Linked DNA regions of Homo sapiens: region 2 is linked to region 1. A link is a contact called in ENCODE Hi-C data. All regions are on one chromosome and are shown on one strand. The core of a region is the stretch at or near the end of the contact, and the rest is flanking DNA. Distances in the headings are between cores, read along the strand shown.

Evidence for each region. Hi-C counts contacts between places; a loop is a spot of excess contacts on that map. Pooled maps may share reads with other maps.
Region 2: a loop to region 1 is called in a map of esophagus squamous epithelium, with 4 times the contacts of the local background. The contact joins the enhancer-like site here to the promoter of MYHAS in region 1. A Hi-C loop is called at or near these places in 2 of 168 maps with a recorded cell type or tissue (chondrocyte and esophagus squamous epithelium) and 1 of 50 pooled maps.

The regions. Positions count from the first base shown.
Region 1 is chr17:10,380,509-10,387,284 of GRCh38, reverse strand. MYHAS (myosin heavy chain gene cluster antisense RNA) reads right to left here and starts at 4,153. Exons shown (of 11, transcript NR_125367.1): 1 at 4,078-4,153.
Region 2 is chr17:10,444,361-10,451,136 of GRCh38, reverse strand. MYH4 (myosin heavy chain 4) reads left to right here. Exons shown (of 40, transcript NM_017533.2): 29 at 242-360; 30 at 488-684; 31 at 2,090-2,273; 32 at 2,354-2,519; 33 at 2,617-2,741; 34 at 3,011-3,319; 35 at 3,921-4,124; 36 at 5,775-5,900; 37 at 5,991-6,161; 38 at 6,238-6,342; 39 at 6,438-6,533. The region is part of intron 2 of MYHAS (myosin heavy chain gene cluster antisense RNA); the gene reads right to left. Among named protein-coding and RNA genes, the nearest start is that of MYH4, 22 kb to the left of the region's middle. RefSeq lists enhancers at 1-604, 3,099-4,298. Within about 2 kb of position 3,281, at least 2 of the 41 ENCODE cell types and tissues checked have a DNase peak (open chromatin) inside an H3K27ac peak, as active enhancers do.

The sequences.
Region 1 (6,776 bases), core at 2,904-5,403:
TGAACATGTTCATTATCTTGATTGAGATGATGGTTTCACAGGCATCTATGTATGTAAAAACCTATCAAACTGTGCACTTTTAATATGTGCACTTTTAAATGTCAATTATACCTCCATAAATTTAAAATTCTGCATTAGGGGAAATATCACAATTACAGTACTCTGGGAAGATAATTAGTAATTAGAATACTATATGCCAAACTTTAAAGCCAGAGCTATACTTTTTCACAGAAATTGCATGAAGCCTGTTTATCAGTTTGTTGACATATTTACTATGTTGAATCTTCCAATTCTTAACTACAGTCTGTTTCATTTAATTAGATCTTCTTTTATTTCTTTCATCAGTGTTTGGTAGTTTTCAGCATACAAGCCATATATAAATTTTGTTAGATCTATGTCAAACTTTTTTTTTTTTTTTTTTTTTTTGAGACGGAGTCTCACTCTGTTGCCCAGACTGGAGTGCAGTGGCACAATCTCAGCTCACTGCAACCTCCACCTCCCGGGTTCAAGCCATTCTCCTGCCTCAGCCTCCTGAGTAGCTGGGATTACAGGCGTGCACCACCATGTCTGGCTAATTTTTGTATTTTTAGTAGAGGCAGGGTTTCACCACGTTGGTCAGGTTGGTCTCAAACTCCTGACCTCATGATCCGCCCACCTTGGCCTCCCAAAGTTCTCGGATTACAGCCGTGAGCCACCGTTCCCGGCCTGTCTAACTTCTTTCTTTTTTTAAGTGACTGTAAATGGCATTATATTTCTAATTTTGCTGTCTACATGTTCACTGCTAACATACAGAGAAACAATTGATTTTCTCTTTTTTTCTGTTTTTGTTTTTTGTTGTTGTTGTTGTTGTTGTTTTTGTTTGAGACGGAGTCTTACTGTGTCACCAGGCTGGAGAGCAGTGGCTCACTGCAAACTCCACCTCCCAGGTTCAAGTGATTCTCCTGCCTCAGCCTCCTGCGCAGCTGGGATTACAGGCACGTGCCACCATGCCCAGCTAATTTTTGTATTTTTAGTAGAGACAAGGTTTTACCATATTGGCCAGGATGGTCTCAATCTCTTGACCTCGTGATCTGCCTGCCTCGGCCTCCCAAAGTGTTGGGATTACGGGCGTGAGCCACGGTGCCCAGCCTTCTGTTGCATTTCTTAAGATTTAGATCATAATTGCAACTCTGCTATTCTTAGAACAAAGAATGAGTAAATGTTGCAGTTGGGACAAAAGGGACAGATTTCTCACAGTCATATGTGATAACATAATATGACATCCTTTAAGTTTTGCAATGCAATAATAAAATACATCCTTTTTCACAAAAATGCATGACTTCATCAATATTTTTAAGAGCCTTCCTAATCCTTTGATCCTGAATTCATTCTCGGGAAACATCTATTGGGTCATCATTTTTGTCCATTTTCAGTTCTTCAATTGTTAACTAGTTCAACACTGCTGAATGCACGCTGGTCAATGGCTTTGCAAAACTCAAGCCAATTTTTTTTACTACTTTCACTGACTTCACTAAATTCTGCAACTGTTCCAAGATTTCTCATTTTACTTTGCATTCAACTTAAATTGATTATTGCATATTTACAATACATAATGATCAACAAGATCGTTAGTGAATACTTTTTGTTTTCCTATGCAATATCATTATTGTGAAGGCTCCAATAACAGGGACTCCACTGTTGCAAACTGAAAACTATCTTTAGCCTTTGCCCAGAAAGTCTATTCTATAGATTTAACAATTAAAGATATGCATAAGCATTTATGTACACATATATACTTAGCAGAATATTTTAAAGAACAGAAACTTAGAGCACCCTAAATGCCCAATAATAGAAAATTTGTTATATAAATTATGTTATCTTCAAAGCATGGTACACTACGTAACTATTAAAAATCATAATCTAAAAGAATAGTTAATATCATGAGAAAATTTTAAAATGTGTTCTAAAAGCAGAATACAAAACAGTGCTTGCAGACTGATATCTCAATTGTGTATGTGTTTAAGAATACATAAAAATTGGCCAGGCGTGGTGGCACATGCCTGTAATCCCAGCACCTTGGGAAGCCAAGGTGGGCGGATCATGAGGTCAAGAGATCGAGACCATCCTGGCCAACATGGTGAAACCCCATCTCTACTAAAAATACAAAAATTAGCTGGGCATGGTGACACACCTGCAGTCCCAGCTGCTCCAGAGGCTGAGGCAGGAGAATCACTTGAATCTGGGAGGCAGAGGTTGCAGTGAGCCGAGATCGCACCACTGCATTCCAGGCTGGCGACAGAGCGAGACTCCATCTAAAAAAAAAAAAAAAAAAAGGAGCTGGATACCATCCTGGCCAACATGGTAAAACCCCGTTTCTACTAAAAAATATTAAAATTAGCTGGGCATGGTGGCACTCGCCTGTAGTCCCAGGTACAGGGGAGGCTGAGGCAGGAGAAACACTTGAACCCAGGAGGCGGAGGTTGTAGTGAGCCAAGATCGCACCACTGCACTCCAGCCTAGCAACAGAATGAGACTCCGCCTCAAAAAAAAAAAAAAAAAAGAAAGAAAAAAGGATACATAAAAACATGGAAAAAAATGTGAAAGGATTTAAACCAAAATTTAGGTAGAGATGACTTCTATGCTAAAATTTTAGGCAAGATTTAAAATTTTCCTTCAGTATGTTTGATTATGTTTTTCAATGTGTGTACTATTTTTGGAATTCTTTTAAAGGCTCATGTTTTTAAAATAAATAAAAGTAACCTGCCTCTTAAGATTTCATATCCACTTCTCATCAAAGACGTGGATATAACTGACAACAGTAAGGTGAAGAGAGGGTCGTTTGATGGATGAGATCATTAGCACAGCTGCTAAAAGCTGTTGCCTGTCATCCAAGCTCTCTGTAAGGATTAACATTCCAGGACTGACACACAGCAGCTGTCAGTAAGCAAACTTAAATTCTGCCTCCTGGCTGTGGCAGAGGTTTGGGCACATGTTCCACATATCGGTGTCCCTAGGAACCGTCATCGCAGACTCCATCGGTCACATTTTCCAAAGCGAGAAGCTGAAGAATCAGCCGTGGGCAGATGGAAAGAACCTTGCTTAAGGATAGAATTTGCCAGCCTGATTCCTCCCTCCTAGTTCCAAGGGCCACTAAGATGCCGCTTCCGGAGGCCGCAAGAAAAAAGAAAGCCTCTCCATGGTGAAGGAGAAAAACATCTCCCTTGGGGAACACACCCAAAACAGGGCTTCTCTTAGATTCCAATAGGCTGACCTTCACAAGAGGGCAAACTATCTTCTCAGCTCCTCACAGAAACTATGGCTTGTGGCTTTCCTGGGGAAACTGAGGTACTGCGCAGTGTGAAGGCTCAAAGTATGAGAAATTATGTTTAAAACATGGATGGGAAAGGTAGTACCTTCTGAGCAACAAAATCATCACTTTTTCCACTATTTGGAAAAATAATTCAATTGGTACCCACGGATTTGAGTATCTGAACCTGACTTTATATAAGAATATATGTGTAGCCGGGTGCGGTGGCTCATGCCTGTAATCCCAGCACTTTGGGAGGCCGAGGCGGGCGGATCACCTGAGGTCAGGAGTTTGAGACCAGCCTGGCCAACATGGCGAAACCCCGTCTCTACTAAAAGTACAAAAATTAGCCAGGCGTGGTGGCGGGTGCCTGTAATCCCAGCTACTCAGGAGGCTGAGGCAGGAGAATCACTTGAACCCGGGAGGTGGAGGTTGCAGTGAACCCAGATCACGCCACAGCACTCCAGCCTGGCGACAAGAGTGCTACTCCGTCTCAAAAAAAAAAAAAAAAAAAAACAGGAATATTTATGTGTACCACATGTACAACATAATAATATGGCTATGTATGCACTGAAAATTTTCAAACGGGCTTTGTTGACAAGAATTTTAAATTTTCTGTCTGGCCCAGTCAGTCATGGGACTTGCCCTCAAATGCCCTCTCCACACTCAATTTCATACCCTCCCCACCACACAGTCCTTCACGGATCTACTGTCTGGAATTACACAGCACAAATAAATCGCGGGGACGAACAAGGTCCTGCTCACTCGCAAACTCTTAAATGCACACTTACTGGCCAGGTCCCAGTACGGCCTCCAGGCCTGCCGCAGCTACGGCAGGAGTCACTTCTGGCCTTTCCTTCCCACAGACTGACCCTTCCCATGATGCCCTGGGACGCACCGGAAGTGACTCCCCTCCTCTCTGGACAATTGAAAACATCGTTTCTCTCCTGTAGTGCCAGGGTGTCTCCTTCAAAGCACACTGTGGCTGTCTTTTTTTTTTTTTTTTTTTTTTTGAGACAGTTTCGCTCTTATTGCCCGGGCTGGGGTGCAATGGCTCGATCTCGACTCACCGCAACCTCCGCGATTACAAGCATGCGCCACCACGCCCGGCTAATTTTTGTATTTTTAGTAGAGACTTGGCGTTTCTCCATGTTGGTCGGCTGGTCTCGAACTCTCGACCTCAGGTGATCCGCCGCCTCGGCCTCCCAAACTGCTGGATTACAGGCGTGAGCCACCGCGCTCGGCGCACTGCTGCCGTCTTTTGACGCATTATCAGCACTTTGACCCACTCCCTCCCCCCCACAACTAGATCATAGTTGTTGAGAAAACAAACTTTCTCTTCAGTTCCCGAAAAAATGTCTTCATTAGCCTTCTGTTGAATGAAGAGCAGACATTCAATAAATTTTGTTGGACAGAATGAACCAATATTGAGTAGAAAAAGAGCAGTTAACAGATCCAACACTCAACACAGAAAAAGGAGGAAAAAAACAGCCTTTATAACAACAGCTGACATTTGAAACCCGAAGTCCTTACCTTAATTTCCAAGGCTCTAAACCATCTGGCTCTTGCCTACCTCTGCCACTACATTCCCTACTACTGGTTCACTCTGCCCCACTGGCCCACCATCTCCCAGAGCGTTTGCATTTGTTTCCTCTGCCTGAAATACTGTCGCCCTTTGATATTTTCATGGCTTACTCATTCACTTCACTAGGTGTCTGCTCAAATATCACCTCTTCAGAGAAACTTCCCCACACAGCCACTGTTTCCTTATCCTGCTTTTCTTTCCTTCAGAGCATTTATCTTTAATTGATATATCTGTTTGTGACTTTATCTATTTTGTTCTCCAGTACTTAAAATCCTCCCAGCATATGGTAAGGTTTCAACGAATGTTGAATGAATGAATGCATGTTTACCATGTTGCTAGCTCTCTGCTAAGCCCTATGTATGTATTACAGTTTTGCAATTAACAGTTCCAGGTGGGAATTTCATCATCATTGTAGCTTGGATCATTCTAGAAGATCTCAAACTGATTCCATCTATCCTTGTCTTGGTCAGGCTTGTCTTGTCAGGAGGTTGCAGTGAGCCGAGATCGTGCCATTGCACTCCAGCATAGTGACAGAGTGAGACTCCGTCTCAAACAAACAAACAAAAAAGAATACATAAAAACATGGAAAAAATGTGAAAAGATTTAAACCAAAATTTAGGTAGATATTTTGAGGACTTTGCCATGATACCCTCCAACAACCTATCAGGTATAGTGATGAATTTACCACCACTTGCCCAAGACAGTCCTGGTTTTAAAATGGAAAGTTTCAAGAACTCCCTTAGCCCCAAACAAATTGGCATGGTTGGTCACCTACTTTCAGATATCCAGGCTCCTATCTTCCCTGTTTTGTTTTACTGCTATGTGGGGAGGAATGAATCTACACAGAAAATTGGCTACATATACTGGGTAGAATGAGAGGACTAAAAAGACAGTGGACAGGCTTTGGCAGCTGGTGGGCCTCACCAGACAGCAGCATCAAAGACATGAACAACATTGGAGACATTGACTTGGCTCCCAAAGCCCTCTGCCACTGTCAGTGGTTGGTGCGTTCACCGAAGAAAGCTCATGTTTTTCAAAATCACAAGGTTCTCTGTTGACATAGCCTCAACCACTCTCCCCTTTCCCAAACTATCATGTCACATCCAAATAGTAACCTGCCATGCATTCATTAATTCACTTAATTGCCACAAGAACCTCCTGAGTTACTGTTAACATTCCCATTCTACAGGTGAGAAAACTGAGGCTGACAAAGATTAAGTAACTTGCCCAAATTCAAGTAGCTTAAATAGTGAAGTCAGAATTTGTGACCCAGCATTCTGATTGTCAAGGTCCATTCTTAGTGACTGCATTATCATGCAGATTTTAATGATATAAGTACATACTTTTACTGCATCCAACAAGCTTTTTTAGGACACATTAAGACCTCAGTGGTAGTAGTTAAAAGTAATCAATCATGCTTTCCTTAGCTCTAATGAGGTTTTAAGCAGCTGAAGTAACCAAAACACAGCAAATAGACCCCAAGGTAGGAAGCAAACAGCAGGAGATCCTAACTCTCACAGACATGAGTCAAAGCTATGAAGCCAGGCTGGAAAGTCTCCAGTTTACTGAACAGACCTAGCTGGTAGGATTTTTTCTCTGAACACAATGTTCTCAGGTCATCCACACAATCTCTTCATGTTATTTTCGGTGAAGGATGCCTAGTTTATGTGTAATTCTGAGAAGCATGTATAATTCTGATAGCATTAGTGTCTTACAGGATCTTGTAAAGCCAGAAGCAGCTGTCTTCAAGTGAAAATACAAACTGGACTTGGAGTCAAAAGATGTTTGTTTTAGCTCTCACTCTGCCACTTATTAGCCGTATGGTTAGTCATTTATCCTCACCAAGCCTCAGTTTTCCCACCTACAAAACTGTGATAAGTCTCTTTTCTCATTGACATTTAATAA
Region 2 (6,776 bases), core at 2,032-4,531, 65 kb before region 1:
AGCTCCCTGGGCTCAGGAGATTTTTTGTGACTCAGCATTACTCAAAAGTTCTCGAATTCTAAAATATCAAAGAAAACTCATACATTTTTTAAAAAGCAAGAAATAACCTTCTCAACATCACTGAAAATCTTGAGGGGTTTTTTCATCATATGAAATAAGAGGGTTACAATGTTATTCCATTCTTTAAATTATTGTTTACCTAGACAACAGAACTAAATCATTGATGTTTTGTCTTCCACAGGTGAGTTTTCACGACAGCTAGATGAAAAAGATGCTATGGTTTCTCAGCTATCCCGAGGCAAACAAGCATTTACACAACAGATTGAAGAATTAAAGAGGCAGCTAGAAGAGGAGACTAAGGTGAGAATTCTCCAGCTGATACTTTCAATCACTTGAACCGTGCAACATAACACACTATTGAACTTTGCATAGAGAATTTCAATGATCAGAAGATAAACTTATATCACATAGTTTTTGGTTGGTCTAGGCCAAGAGCACTCTGGCCCATGCCCTGCAGTCAGCCCGCCATGACTGTGACCTGCTGCGGGAACAGTATGAGGAGGAGCAGGAAGCCAAGGCTGAGCTGCAGAGGGGAATGTCCAAGGCCAACAGTGAGGTTGCCCAGTGGAGGACCAAGTACGAGACGGACGCCATCCAGCGCACAGAGGAGCTGGAGGAGGCCAAGTATGTGCTTTTAGTGCAGGGGAGCAGGAAGAAATAAAAGTAAAGGCAGTGAAGGAAAAATAGAAGAAAGAGAATATTCCGGGCTTGGGGACACATGAAAGACTTCAGCTTATTTTATTATAGGTTGGTGGATTCCACCATATTCTTCTTCTTAAAGCCCAGTGTATGTCCACTGGAGAATGGAATGAGACCAGATCCCTCCACCCATTCTTGTCCAGAAGCATCTTAAATTTCTTTCCACCAAGATGGATTATTAATTATCAGAATATTATTTATGAATTAAATAGAATTAGTATCTTTTAATAGAAGGAAAAATTGAGACATTGAGACTCTCTGGTAAATTATTATGAGTATTACAATTAACAATAATCAGTTTTTCCTCAGATGGAGTATTGAATGTTTATATTAAGGTTGTCATATGCTGTCATTATTTCAACTAACAACCTATATCAATGGATGTATTCACTAATTACACGTACTGTTTGCGGACTACAAGTCATGAGATTTACAGATTTACACATAGAAGGAAAAAAAGCATTATACTCCTAGTGAAAGAAGCCTTTCTAAATTTAATTTATCTCAGTAGTTGTTAGAATTAAACAGGATGAAAGAGTTTGTAGCAAGCATTTCCAGAGAGAGTTCTAGATAAGAGTGTGGGCTGGGAAAGGTCATGAATTACATAGGTTGGTGAAGAGTAGTAGACAAGATTTTAGAGGAAATTTGGGAAATGCAATAATGCAGTAATATTTATTATCAAAGGCCACCAAATCCAGAAAGTTACTGATTCATTGTATGACCTTGAACATATCACTCTGGGCCGCAGTTTCCTCATTTGCAAAATAAACAGAACCATACTAGAAAATGCTTAAAGATACTACTCAATGCTACCATTCCTTGGTGATATGCTTCCTGTTCATGGTTGCCATTTCTTCCTCAAAGTAAATAAAACTCAGCCCTTTTCCACAAGTAGTTACAGATCTCTAAATCCCAGGTTTCAAAAGAGAAATGTACTGTCTCTTCCTGTTTTCTACTTCTCACCCCAGGCAAAGTTCAAGAAAATGTGCCACACTATAGAGGGCCAGCTTAGTGAAATAAAAACAAAGAAAGAGGAGCAAATTTTCACATTGCTCACTCAGCTCTAGTGCTAACTTATATTCTCTTTCTCTCATACACACACATACACACACACAGGTGCTTCGTAAATATGTTTGGCAATACCTGAGATGGATAAAAATAAGAACTCAACAGGGAAAACAGAATTCTAAGAGAGTGAAAATGTTTAGAAAAATTCAACAACTTGTAGACAACTCTTGGGGAAATATGCTTTCCTAGTCAGCAGCTTTATAAAGGGCACTGTGGTGACTCTGAGTCTGCTCTTGGTCACTCATACTGACCCAATTTTCAGGAAGAAGCTAGCCCAGCGTCTGCAGGATGCAGAAGAACATGTAGAAGCTGTGAATTCCAAATGTGCTTCTCTTGAAAAGACAAAGCAGAGGCTACAGAATGAAGTAGAGGACCTCATGATTGATGTGGAACGATCTAATGCTGCCTGCATAGCTCTCGATAAGAAGCAAAGAAACTTTGACAAGGTGGTCCACAGTACCAGCTCCCCTTGGGGGAAACTGACATCATTCTTGGTTTCAAAGGCTTATTTTCTATATACTTCCAGGTTCTGGCAGAATGGAAACAGAAGTATGAGGAAACTCAGGCTGAACTTGAGGCCTCCCAGAAGGAGTCGCGTTCTCTCAGCACTGAGCTGTTCAAGGTGAAGAATGCCTACGAGGAATCCCTGGATCATCTTGAAACTCTAAAGCGAGAGAATAAGAACTTACAACGTGAGTCACTGTAATCATTCTATTTCAAAAATGGTAGGGAGACATCTTTTCAATTTTTCTTTCTACTTAACTGAAATTTGGTACTTTATTATTACAGAGGAGATTTCTGACCTGACAGAGCAAATTGCAGAGGGTGGAAAGCATATCCATGAACTGGAGAAAGTAAAGAAACAACTTGATCATGAGAAGAGTGAACTACAGACTTCCCTAGAGGAAGCAGAGGTACATTTTTCATTTGCTTAGCTCTGCATTATAAATAAATTGAAAATTAATAGCAACTGAGATCTCTATCATGTTGCAAATCTTTAGGGAATAACACAAGTAATTCAGTGAAAAATACTGAATTGTACCTTGAGAATGCAGAGCTAATAGGCTACATTAAGACGTATGATAGTTTATGGGTTTTTTAATGCCTTCTTGGGGAAATTATCATAATGTGAAAGAAATAAAAAGCTCTTTAGGTAACCTAAATAAATGTTGCTTTTATTAAGGCATCTCTTGAGCATGAAGAAGGCAAAATTCTTCGCATTCAACTTGAGCTAAATCAGGTGAAATCTGAGATTGACCGAAAAATTGCTGAAAAAGATGAAGAACTCGATCAGCTAAAGAGGAACCATCTCAGAGTTGTGGAGTCAATGCAGAGTACACTGGATGCTGAGATCAGGAGCAGAAATGATGCTCTGAGGATCAAGAAGAAGATGGAGGGAGATCTTAATGAAATGGAAATCCAGCTGAACCATGCCAACCGCCAGGCTGCTGAGGCACTAAGGAATCTTAGAAACACACAAGGAATACTGAAGGTATGCTGGGGTAAATACACATAGTGTTGTACAGTCTCAGTGCTACTGTGTAACTCAAATTTTAATGTTTTACGAGGACTATGTGTCATAAATCACCTAAGCAACATGGTAATCAGTTCAAAGTTCAAAGTTATACACACACAACTGAAAAAGAGCTTAATTCTGGAAGGCCCAGGACAGAGTTTGCTTTGTTATCTGCAGAGAAGCACTGTGGTGAGGGGTAGGGAGATAGAGGAAGTGATGAAAGAGTTTGGCTACATGCCACTGCTTAAATCACTTCATTAATCTGGACTTCATTTGCTTAATATGTAAAATAGCACCACTGGACTCGCTGAAGTCTAAGGATACTTTCCTGATCCAAAATTTTGTAGAGCTAGCCATGGTATTTTTTAATGATTCAGGGTCTAAAATAATAAAACATCATGTTCTTTTGAGTAGAACTGCAACCCTCAGCTACAAAGAATTTATTATTAAAGGTACTTGCCGATTGCTCCTATCTAATCATACTCTAAGTCATTAAGATCAAAGAGTGTACATGACCATAAGTTTGCATTTGCTTTAAGTGCAGCATGAGTAAGAGGCTTTTTCTCTTTCTGTGTAGGACACTCAGCTACATTTGGATGATGCCATCAGAGGCCAAGATGACCTTAAGGAACAACTGGCAATGGTTGAGCGCAGAGCTAACCTGATGCAGGCTGAAGTTGAAGAGCTCAGGGCATCCCTGGAACGGACTGAGAGAGGCAGGAAAATGGCAGAGCAAGAGCTTCTGGATGCCAGTGAACGTGTGCAACTTCTGCACACTCAGGTGAGGTTCAAGACTATGGTTTAGAAAATGTACTCCCTGAAGCTGAAGATAATTTGAGAAGATAAGCTTGTTTATAAAGTAAAAAGTAATCTTCGTCCCTTCCTGGAGCTCTGGAAAATGTACAGGGTGCTGTAAGGATTTACTGGGACCTAGCTGGTTCACGAGTATATTTATGGGCTGGCATAATCATGTTGAGTTGAAATAATCTGGAATTCTAGAAACTTTTATTTAAAAAGCACAGAAGACCATCTACAAATAAACATACACACAACATTTGTAGCTGTCTTGTCTTATGCAACTCTAAGCTACAAAAAGATAGGCAAATAAAATAGAGGAGAAAAACAAAAAGCCACTAAATAATATTTACGTATCACATATGCACAGAATGCTAACCTCATGGGATACAAAGAGAAGCTCTTTAGTTCAAATTCATGGAGGCCATTATTAATACTAGTTAGCATTTGTTGTATATAGTGAATTTGTTAAATAAATGGTGGTATATCCTCACAATGGCTAATATGTAACCACTGTAGTATGAATTTATTGCCATGGGAAGATGTTTATATTATAGTAAGTTAAAAAAGCAACTTAAAAATAATATAGGCTGTGTGATCTTTTTTCCCGTATAAACATATAGGAAACATCCAGAAAGATAAATAAAAGTTTATCCTTTATCTCTGGTGAGAGCACAGTAATTATTTTTTGTTTCTTGTCTGCTAATTTGTATGTTCTACTATCTTTTACAATAAATATATAGTACTGTATACTTCAGAAAGTTGCACTATATAAACATAACTATTATAGAAGTGTTAAAATTGCATGCTTTATATAATTTTAAAATCAAATTAATATGCAACATTTTTCTTATTAACAGTATCTGAAGTTGACTATTCCAAACACCATCAACTTGCCAAAAACAGAAGGGATTCTTGGCTCATTTTTATCCCAACAAGACTACTATTTTTTTTTTTTTTTTTTTTTTTTTGAGAAGGGGTCTCACTCTGTCACCCAGGCTGGAGTGCAGTGGTGCGATCTCGGCTCACAGCAAGCTCCGACTCCCATGTTCACGCCATTCTCCTGCCTCAGCCTCCCGAGTAGCTGGGACTACAGGCGCCCACCACCACACTCGACTAATTTTTTGTATTTTTAGTAGAGACGGGGTTTCACCGTGTTAGCCAGGATGGTCTCGATCTCCTGACCCCGTGATCTGCCCACCTCGGCCTCCCAAAGTGCTGGGATTACAGGCATGAGCCACTGCGCCCAGCCAACAAGACAACTATTTATGCATTTATAAATATGGAGTCAACCAACATGAGTTAATAGCTAAAAATTACTGATTCATTTTAAATGAGCTGTGGTGTGGTGCTCCATGGTACAGCACTTTGAGTTTTGTGGGCTGTGTTTCATGCTTACAAATGGCAATGGTAATAGTTGAATATGTTTGACATCAAAAATTAAATTTAGAAGTTTGATTAAAGAGCTATATATAGAAAGGAGAAAAGGCATAAACTTAGAATTATCTTCTAATTTGGTTTTTATTCTAAACATTTCTTATGATCAATAATTTTTGCCTGTGTACACTAGGTAAAATGACAATGTGAGTTGTTATAAGTAAATGTGCTTCTCTTCTCTTTCATTAATTTGAAACAGAACACCAGCCTGATCAACACCAAGAAGAAGCTGGAAACAGACATTTCCCAAATCCAGGGAGAGATGGAGGACATCGTCCAGGAAGCCCGCAATGCAGAGGAGAAGGCCAAGAAGGCCATCACTGATGTAAGCAAGATGAGCATTTGTCTTACTGACACATGCATGCTGCCTGCTATCATCAGAATTCATTATTTTCAAAATTTATTTGCTAACTAGGCTGCCATGATGGCTGAGGAGCTGAAGAAGGAACAGGACACCAGCGCCCACCTGGAGCGGATGAAGAAGAACATGGAGCAGACCGTGAAGGATCTGCAGCTCCGTCTGGATGAGGCTGAGCAGCTGGCGCTGAAGGGTGGGAAGAAGCAGATCCAGAAACTGGAGGCCAGGGTAGGTCTCCACAACTTCACTCAATTCCTTGTGGCCAGTTACAGCCAAACTGGTAAACGTCTTTGTTCCCTTCCAGGTGAGAGAGCTTGAAAGTGAGGTGGAAAGTGAACAGAAGCACAATGTTGAGGCTGTCAAGGGTCTTCGCAAACATGAGAGAAGAGTGAAGGAACTCACTTACCAGGTGACCAGTGTTTTCATATCTTCCAGGCCTATAGTTTTCAAGAAAATCATGAGTTGTTTTAAAATAATGGCACCATCTACTTGCACCTCTTTCAGACTGAGGAGGACCGCAAGAATATTCTCAGGCTGCAGGACTTGGTGGACAAATTGCAAACCAAAGTCAAAGCTTACAAGAGACAAGCTGAAGAGGCTGTGAGTATCTCCACAGTGGAAATGAAAGGTTCAGATGCACATCCAGGTTTTTTGGGGCCTAAAGTTTATAGAATTTAGGGGGTTTTCTTTAAATTGGGAATACATAATTAGGTATGAACATGAATATTTAGAATGAGAAAAATGAACCATAAATTACTGGAGCCTTATAGATTTGAGTTTATTTCTTCTGAGACCTCTTTAAGCAATTTTCCAGACATGTTAACATACAAATGTTTCTTAGTT